Regions from separate parts of the Homo sapiens genome. Here region 2 is linked to region 1. Evidence: chromatin loops called from intact Hi-C (ENCODE). Cell type or tissue: gastrocnemius medialis. All regions are shown on one strand. Links, peaks and the distances in the headings refer to the core of each region. The heading gives the core; the rest is flanking DNA. Region 1 overlaps PFKFB2 (6-phosphofructo-2-kinase/fructose-2,6-biphosphatase 2). Region 2 holds the start of LOC148696 (a long non-coding RNA gene).

What was found. Hi-C counts contacts between places; a loop is a spot of excess contacts. Peaks named below come from ENCODE experiments on the same cell type or tissue, not always from the same donor. Only the 100,000 strongest peaks of a DNase experiment are listed, where the experiment ranks them.
Region 2: it touches region 1 in a loop (8-fold over the local background); 2 of 110 quality-filtered maps call a loop at or near these places.

What each region holds. Positions count from the first base shown.
Region 1 is chr1:207,057,124-207,062,496 of GRCh38, reverse strand. PFKFB2 (6-phosphofructo-2-kinase/fructose-2,6-biphosphatase 2) reads right to left here. Exons shown (of 15, transcript NM_006212.2): 3 at 419-544. Among named protein-coding and RNA genes, the nearest start is that of PFKFB2, 6.5 kb to the right of the region's middle. In gastrocnemius medialis, for the core only: a CTCF peak has its summit at 2,789; DNase peaks (open chromatin) are centred at 2,269, 3,476 and 4,056; H3K27ac peaks cover 4,820 bases.
Region 2 is chr1:207,815,857-207,821,229 of GRCh38, reverse strand. MIR29B2CHG (MIR29B2 and MIR29C host gene) reads left to right here. Exons shown (of 6, transcript NR_135299.1): 2 at 2,084-2,268; 3 at 3,816-3,991; 4 at 5,150-5,301. LOC148696 (a long non-coding RNA gene) reads right to left here and starts at 2,851. Exons shown (of 1, transcript NR_026817.1): 1 at 1-2,851. RefSeq lists a silencer at 1,972-2,266. In gastrocnemius medialis, for the core only: no CTCF peak of the experiment used is centred there; DNase peaks (open chromatin) are centred at 2,089, 3,259, 4,389, 4,724 and 1 weaker place; H3K4me3 peaks cover 4,783 bases; H3K27ac peaks cover 5,000 bases.

The sequences.
Region 1 (5,373 bases), core at 148-5,147:
GGGAACAATATCAGATTAAGAGTCAAAAGAGTTGGGTTCAAGCCCTGACTTTCTAGACCTTGGACAAGTCTTAAGCTGTCTGAGGTTTCAATTTCCTCAGCCACTCTGTCTATTTCACAGAGACACTGCTAGGGTTATATAAGATGATGTCCATGTAAGGCTTCTGAAAAGGTACAGCCCTATGCTCATCTAAATCTTAACAGTCCTATCAAAGGCATTCCCTCAAAACTAGGCCAATCCACCCACGCCAGGAGGAGACAAGTCTGGGAATAGAGAATAACTCCAGTAAACCAGAAAGCAACTGCTATTTCTGCCAAAAGCACCCTATAGCATTGATGCCAGGAAGAATAAGTCTCCCAGAGACCTGTGAGGCCCAGGAACTAATAATTGTCTTTCCTAGGGAATGAGCCACACTTACCTTTGGTGGGGACTCCAATCCAGTTGAGGTAGCGTGTTAGTTTCTTGGACACGTAGGTTTTACCCCGGGCTGGCAAACCAATCATAACGATCAGAGTCGGGGAGTTGGTCATGTAGGAGGCCCATGCTAGAAGGAAATGAAACAAAATAAAACGAAATGACTAGAGTCCTAGTAAGGTTTTTTGGTGTTTGTTTTTTTGAGACGGAGTCTCACTCTGTCACCAGGCTGGAGTACAGTGGCGTGATCTCAGCTCATTGCAACCTCCGCCTCCCAGGTTCAAGTGATTCTCCCGCCTCAGCCTTCCGAATACCTGGGACTACAGGCGCCCTCCACCATGCCCAGCTAATTTTTGTATTTTCAGTAGAGATGGGGTTTCACCATGTTGGCCAGGATGGTCTCAATTTCTTGACCTCATGATCCACCCACCTCAGCCTCCCAAAGTGCTGGGATTACAGGCGTGAGGCGCCCAGCCCCGCTGGGGTCTAGTAAGGTTTATACACTGAGCTACGAACTTCATAGTCATAATCTCATTTTATCTTCATAAACCTGTGGAGCAAAGGTTCAGCAAGTCTGGGAAGACAAATAAGGAGATATCAGGCAGGCCTCCTGAAATAGAGTTAAAAGGTTATGCAGGCTTCCAGAAAATGCCCAAACCAAGATACGTCTTTCCCACATGTCTGAGGTCTTCACTGCAGTACCCAAGGTGGAAAGAGGAAAAAAGTAGCAAGGCTAAGAAAGAAAATAACCATGCTGCAGCCAGACATGACAGCTCATGCCTGTAATCCCATCAATTTGGGAGAATGAGGTGGGAGGATCACTTGAGGCCAGGAGTTCAAGATAAGCCTGGGCAACATAGAGAGACCCTTGTCTCTTAAAATATATATATATATATATATATATATATATATATATAAAGATATATATAAATATATATAAAGATATATATAAAGATATATATAAAGATATATAGATATATATAAAGATATATATAAAGATATATAAAGATATATATAAAGATATATATAAAATATATATATTTAAGATATTTATATATATCTTAAATATATAATATTTAAGATATAGATATATATAGATATATAGATATATAGATATATATATTTAACTTAGCCAGATGTGGGAGTGTGCACCTATAGTCCCAGCTACTCAGGAGGATTGCTTGAGCTCAGGAGTTCAAGGTTGCAGTGAGCCATGATCCCGTCACTGCACTCCAGCCTGGGCGACAGAGCAAGACTTCGTCTCAAAAAAAGAAAGAAAGAAAGAAAAGTAACAATGACATCATCCTTAACATAAGAATGCCTAGAAATATAAAAATGACAGAGCTGTGAAGGAAGGTCTAATGCTTGGAGATTCTACCAGTGCAGAACTGAGCTGGCTCCTATAATAGGTCCAACAGAGTTTCTGTCTCCAGGATCCCACTCATCCCTTCAGAACCATGGGCAAGAATTAGCTTGCCCACTGCAAAAAGCCCTGCCTCAAGCTGTTTTGGCCTTTTCACTCAGGTCATGAGCTCCTCTTTAAGCCAGAATTTCTAAACCATAGTGAGATTGAGTTGGCAAAGCTTACTTGATACACATTCTGAATAGACCTCAGGAAGCTTCAGGGTAGAGCCAGCCCACAAAGGGCATCAGGGCCAATCTGCCACCATGGCCCACGTAAAAGCAAGACAATTGAGAAGCATTAACAGTCCTCAGTCTACCCTTCCTTAGTAAATTAACTTACTTCAGGAATGCTCATTTGCAGAGATAAGTCTCACTGGACAGGCAGGGCAAACTACATGTTCAGGGGACAGGTGACTTGTCTAGGGACACATAATGAGTCAAGGGTACAGCTGGCACTAGAACACAGATCTTGTGCTTCCTTGCAGCTTTTCTCCATAAAAAGAGGTTCCTCATCACTTTGCTCACAGGGGCTGGCTCCTCCCGGCCCATCTTGCTGCAGAGGAGAGGTGGGAGAAGGACCTGAACTGCTGCCAGCCACTGTCCCGGGGCCAAAAACCACACTGAGGTCATCTGGGATAGCTCAGGCTCTGCCGGCTCCAATGAGGGAAGGCCCTGCACAGGATGGGGGAAAAAGGAAGAAACACCTTCACCTCCCACTTCCCACCACTGCTTCCCAGAAGGTGCCCTGCAAGTTGCGGCTGCCCCTCTGCCTGGTACTAAGGGACCTTGTAAGATTAAGAAACAGTTCTGTAAAATGGAGGTACTTGGATGGGAAATATGACTTTCATTTTTTGAGAAATAAATGTAGAAAGATCTCAATGGAGAAGTGGGAGGAGGGGCCCAGGTAGAGAACCACCCTCGGAAGGAAAAGTTTCCTAAGGGTGTTTGGCAAGAAGTACTCAGAGTGACCCTAGTGGTGAGGAGGGAGAAATGGAGGCCCAGACCTGGGGTCAGAGGGCTTGGCTTTTAGTCCTTTACCCACTGCACACATGGAAAATTCCTGAGTCTCAGCAGGAGCCCCTCCAAGGTAGGTAAAGGAGCAACATAAGTGATTTTCATCTGTGTTCAAATAGGGAGCTTAAAGGCAAGCAAACTGTACCCTGAAGCCTCAGCTGGCATTAATCCCTGATCACTGGCCCCTAACAAGCAGATAGCCTCTGCATGGGATCAGCTGTCTCAGGTTTAAGTAGTAAAATCCCCTGAGTCTTCACTTTCTCCAGCTCGGCTCAATGCCTGCTCTCAATCCCCCATGATTTGGCTCATTACCTGCACTTCTAGGCCTGCTTTGTCCGCACCTTCCAGCCCATTAGGCACTTCCCCCGAAGGTCCTATTACCCTCCCTAAAGTTTAAAATGAACTGATACTTGGGAGCTGCTCTGAAGGCAACCAGGGAACCAGCTGCTCTTGTTTACCCATGTGGACAGAGAATGCTAAGAACAACAACAACAAAAAACTGCATCCACTGGGACCTCCCAAGAGCCCTCCAGCAACGCACCTCTCGCCTCTGTCCAGAATACACTTAAGCACACCTGCTACAACCAGGGCTTCTCATTTTCTGGAGTACAAAACTAAACCACACTTCCTATCTCAAATTACCACACTGGCAAAAGTAGGAACATTCTGTCCTGCCTGTTAAAAAACAAAACCACCTGCCACTGCCACCTGATTAATTTCAGAGACAATGTAACCCATCTCTTGATAGACAATGGAAAACTGTTTCAATCCTGAAATTCTCTTCCACCTTCTTTAAGCCAGGTTCAACTCCTTTTCTTAAACTTAAACTCATTTTCCTTTCATAAACTTGCTTAGATAAAATGAAGACTTGAGGCTGGGCGCAGTGGCTTATGCCTGTAATCCTCACTTTGGGAGGCCAAGTTGGGTGGATCGCCTGAACCCAGGAGTTTGAGACCAGCCTTGGCAACATGGTGAAACACTATCTCTACTAAAAATATAAAAATTAGCCAGTCTCATAACCCGGTCTCAAAATAAATAAATAAATGTATTTTAAAAAAAAGATTTACAAAAAAAATGAGGACTTGATAACTTCCCTCGTGTAAATGGAAAAACTCAAGCCTGGAGAAATTAAGAGCTTTGCCCATGGTCCCACAATAGACAGTCAAGGTCAGGGTTCTGACCAGTCTCCTGATCTCATGACTGCCCATTCAGTCCCAGCTGCCAGCTCCTGTGCCTCATGTCAGCACTTGACAAAGGTTCCCTCACGGTAAACACAACTTGCTCTCCATTCTAATCCTGAAGGATGGTCTAGGAGAGCAATGGTTCCCAGCCTTTTCAGGACCCAGGACGTCTTCTTTTATTGGCTCTAAAGAGGCCTAATATTTAGAAATATGCTGCCCATAAAGCATGTTTCATTAGTGACATTTTATCTTTATTCATCAGAAGTCAGAACTGCTGATTATCTCCTGCCAGTTGACAGGCATGAAATAACCAAGTTCGTATAACTACGGTCAAACACTAAGAAAGCTGATGTTTCAGTTAACCACTATGGCTATAGTTGATGCTGCCCAATTTCCATCAAATATCTTAAAATATTGAAAACAGCTTACAATATAGAACTTCTTAGGAGAGCAAATTAGTAATACTGATGAACATTTCCAATGTGTCTATCTTTTCTATTATTTCTGTAGGAAAAGTTGCTGTCACAAATGTGCAAAGGTGTACGTGTAAGAATGGTCACTGCAGCACTCTTTGTGATGATGAAAAACTGGAAACAATTTAAATACCTATCCGTGGAAAGCTGGCATATCCATACAATGCAGAATGAGGTAAATCTGCATTTATCAACATTAAAAGGATGTCCACAAGACAGTAACTTATTTAAAAAAATAAAAAAGGAAATGGCAGCTGAACAGAATATGAACAATATGAACCTACCTTTATTAATAGGATATACCAGAATAAGATGTCTAAAAGAATCAAATTTGGAAGAAACAGGAGTCTTTTACTTTTCGCTTTCTAAATCCTTTCTGTAGTTTGAATTTTTTATGAACATACATTGCTTTTGTATTTAGGGAAAGGTACATGGAAGAATTTGTCTGTTCCAGAACTACTCAAAAAAAAAAATTAAAAAGAAAAAAAAAAAGCATGTAGATTTCTCCATTTCTGCTTTTTTTTTTTCCCCCTGAGATGGAGTCTCACTTTGTCACCCAGGCTGTAGTGCAGTGGCGCGATCTCGGCTCACTGCAAGCTCCGCCTCCCGGGTTCAAGCCATTCTCCTGCCTCAGCTTCCCGAGTAGCTGGGACTACAGGCGCCCGCCACCATGCCCGGCTAGTTTTTTTTTTTTTTTTTTTTTTTTTTGTAGTTTTTTTGTATTTTTAGTAGAGACGGGGTTTCACCATGTTAGCCAGGATGGTCTTGATCTCCTGACCTCATGATCCACCCTCCTCGGCCTCCCAAAGTGCTGGGATTACAGGCGTGAGCCACCACACCCGGCCCTCCATTTCTGCTTTCATAAGCCCTGAAACCAGTCCTCTGAG
Region 2 (5,373 bases), core at 279-5,278, 760 kb before region 1:
GCCGCAATGAAGGTGGCTCTAGGGGCAGAGCCGCCTAGTCCCACCCTTGGACACAGTCCTGGGTGGGGATTCAGGTGGAAGGCGTCTGGGTAGGGGTTCAACACCTGGGCCCGGCTTTGCCAGAGCGTGGGTTTCCCATGTCCTCATCAGCCTGGTGCTTGGAGTAGTTCGGAAAAGCTGAGTGTCTGAATGAGAGTGGAGGCAGAGGCTCGGCAGCTCATCTCAGACGTGTCAGACCCGTGGTTTGTGTTCCCCAAATAGGCTCTGTCTCCAGCAGCCTCCCTGTGGGGACAGGGAAGTGAGGTCCATGGCAGCTTTGAGGATCTGTTCGGATGGTCCTGCCTGCTTACTGTTTTTCTTCTCTTTCTCCTCCATGCCCCCTGCCAGTGCCATGGTTCCAGCTGTAGTCCTCTTGTGAGGCTCCCCGCTGCCCGTTCCCCCTCTCTCCAGGCCCTTCTGCGTGCAGCGGCCATCTTGTCTTTCTTGCTCAGAAACTTAAAATGGTTTCTCATAATTCCCAGAGTAAAATTCCTTCCCTTTAGCGTGATGCTCAATGCTGGCCGTAACTGGCCTTAGGTTTCCTGTACAGTCTTACCTCTCTCAGTTTCTTTTGGTGGACCATAGGTTCCAACAAAACCAGGCAACTTCCTTTTCCTATCTGTTTTCACCAGTGATGTTTTCCATGCCTCTTCTCCTCTGCATCCACCTGTGGCAGTCTCACTTTCTCCGTGGACCTCTCCTGATTTCCTTGGCAAGAAGCAGTTCTCATAACCACCCCTGCCCTTTCAGCCAAACTTCCATACAGTCTGTCCCTTTTTATGGTACTTTTGTTGTGTTATGATTATTTGTGTATAAGTCTTATGTCACCTATCAGATTGGGAGCTCCAGGAGGGAGGCTAGAGAAAGGAGAAGGAAAACAAATACCTATTTGGTGCCTTCTGTTTGACAGATACCATGTTATACACTTTCCCTGCAGTTACTTCATTTACTCCTTTCCACAGCCCTGTGGGGAGCATCCCATGTCTAGTAAGTGGCCTGGTCATGACTAGAGCCCTGGTCTTCCAAAGCCTTTACATTTTTCCTCTCTGAATTACTGGTGTTTACAAGATGGCTGTTATGAAGTAGATCCCCAAAATTTGTCTATTTAAGGAATTTTGTAAGTCCCTAATGCTCTGAGGGAGTTTGGGTGGTCAATCTTGTGTCCATGGTCTGGGTCCCTCAGCTGTTCCTTGACACTGTCATTAACTTTCTCCTCTTCCTTTGTGGTCAGGTTCACTCAAGATGATGGCTTTTTTCTTGTAGCTGAAATTGATGGATTAACTGACTCAGTTATCCTGGTTGCCTTCCTCGTACAAGAGGAGGGAGAGGTGGAGTGGGATACAGCATCTTCAAAGCCAGAATAAGCTCCAGAATTAGAGAGCAGGGAGCAGAGACACTGGACTTGAACAGACCTAGGTTTTCATTGTGATCCTTCTTCTTAGCTGAGTGACTTTAGACAAGTCATATGATTTAAGTTTTCAGTGAGATGGAGCTACTACAACTGTTATACAGAAATGCCTAATATATTGGCAGCAAATAGGTTCCCATCCCTACCCAGTGGTTTATCAGGGACTTAAAATGGGAGCATAGCAGGGGGCTAGAGAAGAAATGGGGGAGACAGGAGCTCCTGTGCCCTAAGTGGTATCACAGCAGGGGCGCAGAGGAGGTAACCTAGGCGTTACGCCCTTCAAGCCTGCAAGGTGTACTGTCCCCCACCTGCCATAAATACCCCTTTACTTCTGCATCAGGAACATGCCATGGCATCTGAGTGGTGGGGGCTGGTGACGGCAGAGGGAGGGTCAGTGAGCTTTCCTGGGAGCCTTTTGATGCCAGGTTAGTTTCCCTTCTTTCTGAATCTCAGCAGTGGCTGCCTGCTTCCCTGACGCTGCTGAGTCCCACGGGAGGGGAGCTGGGCACCCTGAAGCCCCTCGTTACCAATTCGGGGGCCGCGGAGCAGAGTGTGACGACAGCCAGTGAGTCGTCAGTCGACGGCAATGGGGACCCTGGTGACGGCTGCTTTGTTGTTTTTTTTCCTCTTTGGAAGATGACTCAGTGTATCGGGAGCCGGGAGATGGAGCTCTCAGCAGAGTGGCCAGGATGTTCTGTCAACATGAAAGCTACAAAAACAGCTCGGGGCTCTGAGCTGATCCTTAGCCTGGGGTCATTTTCAGGGAGGGCTGGACAGAGAAGGCGGCCACCGCCCGGGCATCAGGATGGGAGCGACACCAGGTAACTCAGCAGGGCTCTGGGAACCCTTGCATTTTAGAGTCTGAAAAGAAAATAACAGCTGTATGTGTTATTAGATGAGCTTGGCAAATAGGGTCACTTTTTGAGTTCTTCCCACTAGTCCCAGATGACAGACATCTTCCCAGGGCCCAGAAAGCCCTTTGGGATTTTTCACCGTGGTTCTCTTTGTGATAGTCTTGCTGGTCATTGCCTTGAATGAAGGGCGATTCGCTTCTTGGGGTAGGGGTGGGCCAGGCCGACCTCAGTGAATGCGGGCGCACCTGTACCTTGGGAGAAGTGGCCGTGGTGGGGCTGTGGCGTCTTGAGAGTCCTCTGCCGGGCGGCGCTTCAAGATGGCGGATCCGCATCACCGTCACTAAGCTAAAGGCTGGCTCTTGGGCAGCCTGCGTCAGCCTCCCCTTTCCATATTGACCCAAATCAGAGCTTCTCTTCTCCCCTTCATCTTCTTCCTTTTCTTCTTAGGTGAAACAGTGGGCCTTGAGTTCTTGACCCTTTTAATTTTGTTTGCGTCATCATGGCGGCTGTGGGTTCTAGGCTTTTCTCCATACCGCAGCTTTGCGCTATAGGCGCGTGATCCCCCCGCCCTGCCCCGCCCCGTCCCGCCCCGTCCCGTCCCGTCCCGCCCCGCCCCGCCCCGCCCCGCCCCGCCCCGCCCCGCCCCGCCCCGCCCCACCCCACCCCACCTTCTTGCGACCGAGAGAGAAGATGCACCTCCACTGCCACTGAATGCGGACAAACCGTCCTCCCCTTTCTCTTCTCTACCCCCTCTGCTGGAGCGTGGGGCAGAGGGACAAACAATTGCTTATGAGGATGAGGGACAACTTGGCCGCAGCCCCCTCCCTCCTTTCACTGGGTACTATTTTTCAGTCTCATGCTTTCCCGCGGATGATGCTAGCAGTGACATTTGTCACTGAGCACCTCCTCTTCTCTCCAAGGACCTCCCAGGGTGACTCATTTGGGATCTCTGGTAGGAGTGGCTCCTGGGCCTTGGGAGCCAGAGCAGGGCAGGGAGATGTGACCGAGGTCACATGAGAGAGTTAAGCAGGGCAGGGGGTGGGAGCCAGCCATCCCCACTCAGAGTGCAAAGGCAGACACAGCCGCTTCATGTCATGTTTTGCACCCGAGTAGAGAGCAGCTTGACCTAAAAAGATTGTATGTATATGGACGTTGGAACCTTTCGTGTCTCATTTTCTTTGTCCCAAGCTGTGTATATGATAAGAGCCTGGATTTCGGGCTTCAGGCAGCTCTGTGGTCTCTCAGGTTCATTTTCTGAAAGAGGTGGTAAACAGACCCTCCTTCATCAGACCCTGCATCTTCTGTTACTGGCCTTTCTCCAGGACATAGGTCCCATGTCATTTTGCCCAACATTGTCTTGCGTCTTTCATTGGATGGCGGGCAACAGCTAAGGGTCATCATCCCAGAGCCACATACTAACCCAGATGGGCCCCTGGTTGGGATCTGCTGGATTCATTGCTTGGTTGGCTCTGTGAGCTGAGCCCACCTATCTTCCTTTCTCTTCTTCCTCATAGAGGACTCAGGAGAGTGCAGCTTGCTCTGTGAGTGGGTGACAACCTCTTGGCGACTCAGGCTCAGCTGAGGATGGTGCCAGTGTGCCGGAGACAGCCGTCATACTGCCGGATAGAGTGGCTCACTTGCATGTATTTGGAACAAAAAAAGGAGATGCCTGGCAGCCCCGCTCTCTGCAGTAAGTATTCATCTGCATTCTTTTACATTCCTTTATTTCTTCGAACATCAGAAATGGGTAGATGTTTATTGAGCCCAGCCACCTGCTATGCCTTCTCCATTCTTCTCCCACACACCCCACCCTTAGTCCTCCAGAAGAGAGGACTAGATTGATTTTCTCATGCTACTGGATAGCTGCAGAGAAGCTAGAATTTGCTGTTCAGCCCCCACACATCCCCCTCACATTTGGGAGAAGTTGATTTTCCCTAAAATGGAGCCAACAGCCTGTGTCCCTCAGTGTGGAGTGTTAATGGGCTGCCTGGAAGGACCCTGTGTGCCCTCACGGCCCCCAGCCGGGAAGTGAGGCTCCCCATTGGCTGGCAGTGGGAGGATGGTCCTTGCCAGCACCTAGCATGGTTCTCTGCCAAGTTCTAGCTCCACATCTCCAGGCTGGTAGGAACCTAGACTATATATAGCATTGTGCTAAGCAATTCTTATCAGACGTGTCTGCCCTCCCCTGTGGGAGTGGAGCACTTCTATCAGAGAACCAGAACCTAGAGAGCATGAGCCATCTCCAAGGGCCTTTTATTCTGGGAAGGGGTGTGTGTGTGTGTGTGTGTGTGTGTGTGTGTGTGTGTGTGTGTGTCTGTCTGTCTGGTTCAGGGCTGCTTACTTTCCTCCTGTATTGCAGATGCTGATAGATTGAAAGGTCGTGCTAGATGAAGGTGCTGATGTGGGATGAGGGCCAGGAAGGGCTAATAGCTCTGCGATGGATATTGAGCTTAGAGGGAGAGAAGCTAGGGGCATGTGACATGGCTGAGGGTACAGTTGAGCCCTGCCTCCGCTTTCTCTTCCTGGTTTCCTGTTTGCCATGCTTTGCCTAAGGATGTCTTTTGACCTCTCTCTTCCTTCTTTCGGACCTCTTGCATTCCCTGCCTTCCTCCACCACTTCCTCCTCCCTTTGATTTTCTTTAGGATATATGAGGGCAAACACAGTGACTGGCATCCTGGGTCTGTGTCTACTCTTCATCCTTACCCATTTGGGGTTTCTGGAGATCTGGCTCCAGTTGGGCAGAGAGGGCTCAGCTGTCCTCTGGAGGAGTTTTGGTGGTGGGTGAGCATGTTGTGTTGGCTGGTTCAGGGCAGGGTGGGTTGGATATTCCCCTCTTTCCTCTCATAGGTGCTGTTGAGCCACCAATTTTTGTGGTTTTGTGACCACAAGTGCTGACTGATGCGACATGACCCCAGTCTTGTCAGTGAATCATCACCAGGCTGCTTACTGGAAACTGGATGCAGCAAGGAAATAGGATTTAACCGCTCTCTGCCTCCCAGGTAAGTCCAGTGTGGGCTGCTCCCTCCAGCCTTCCCCCATCCTCCTTCCTTCCCACGAACACCATTTTCCTT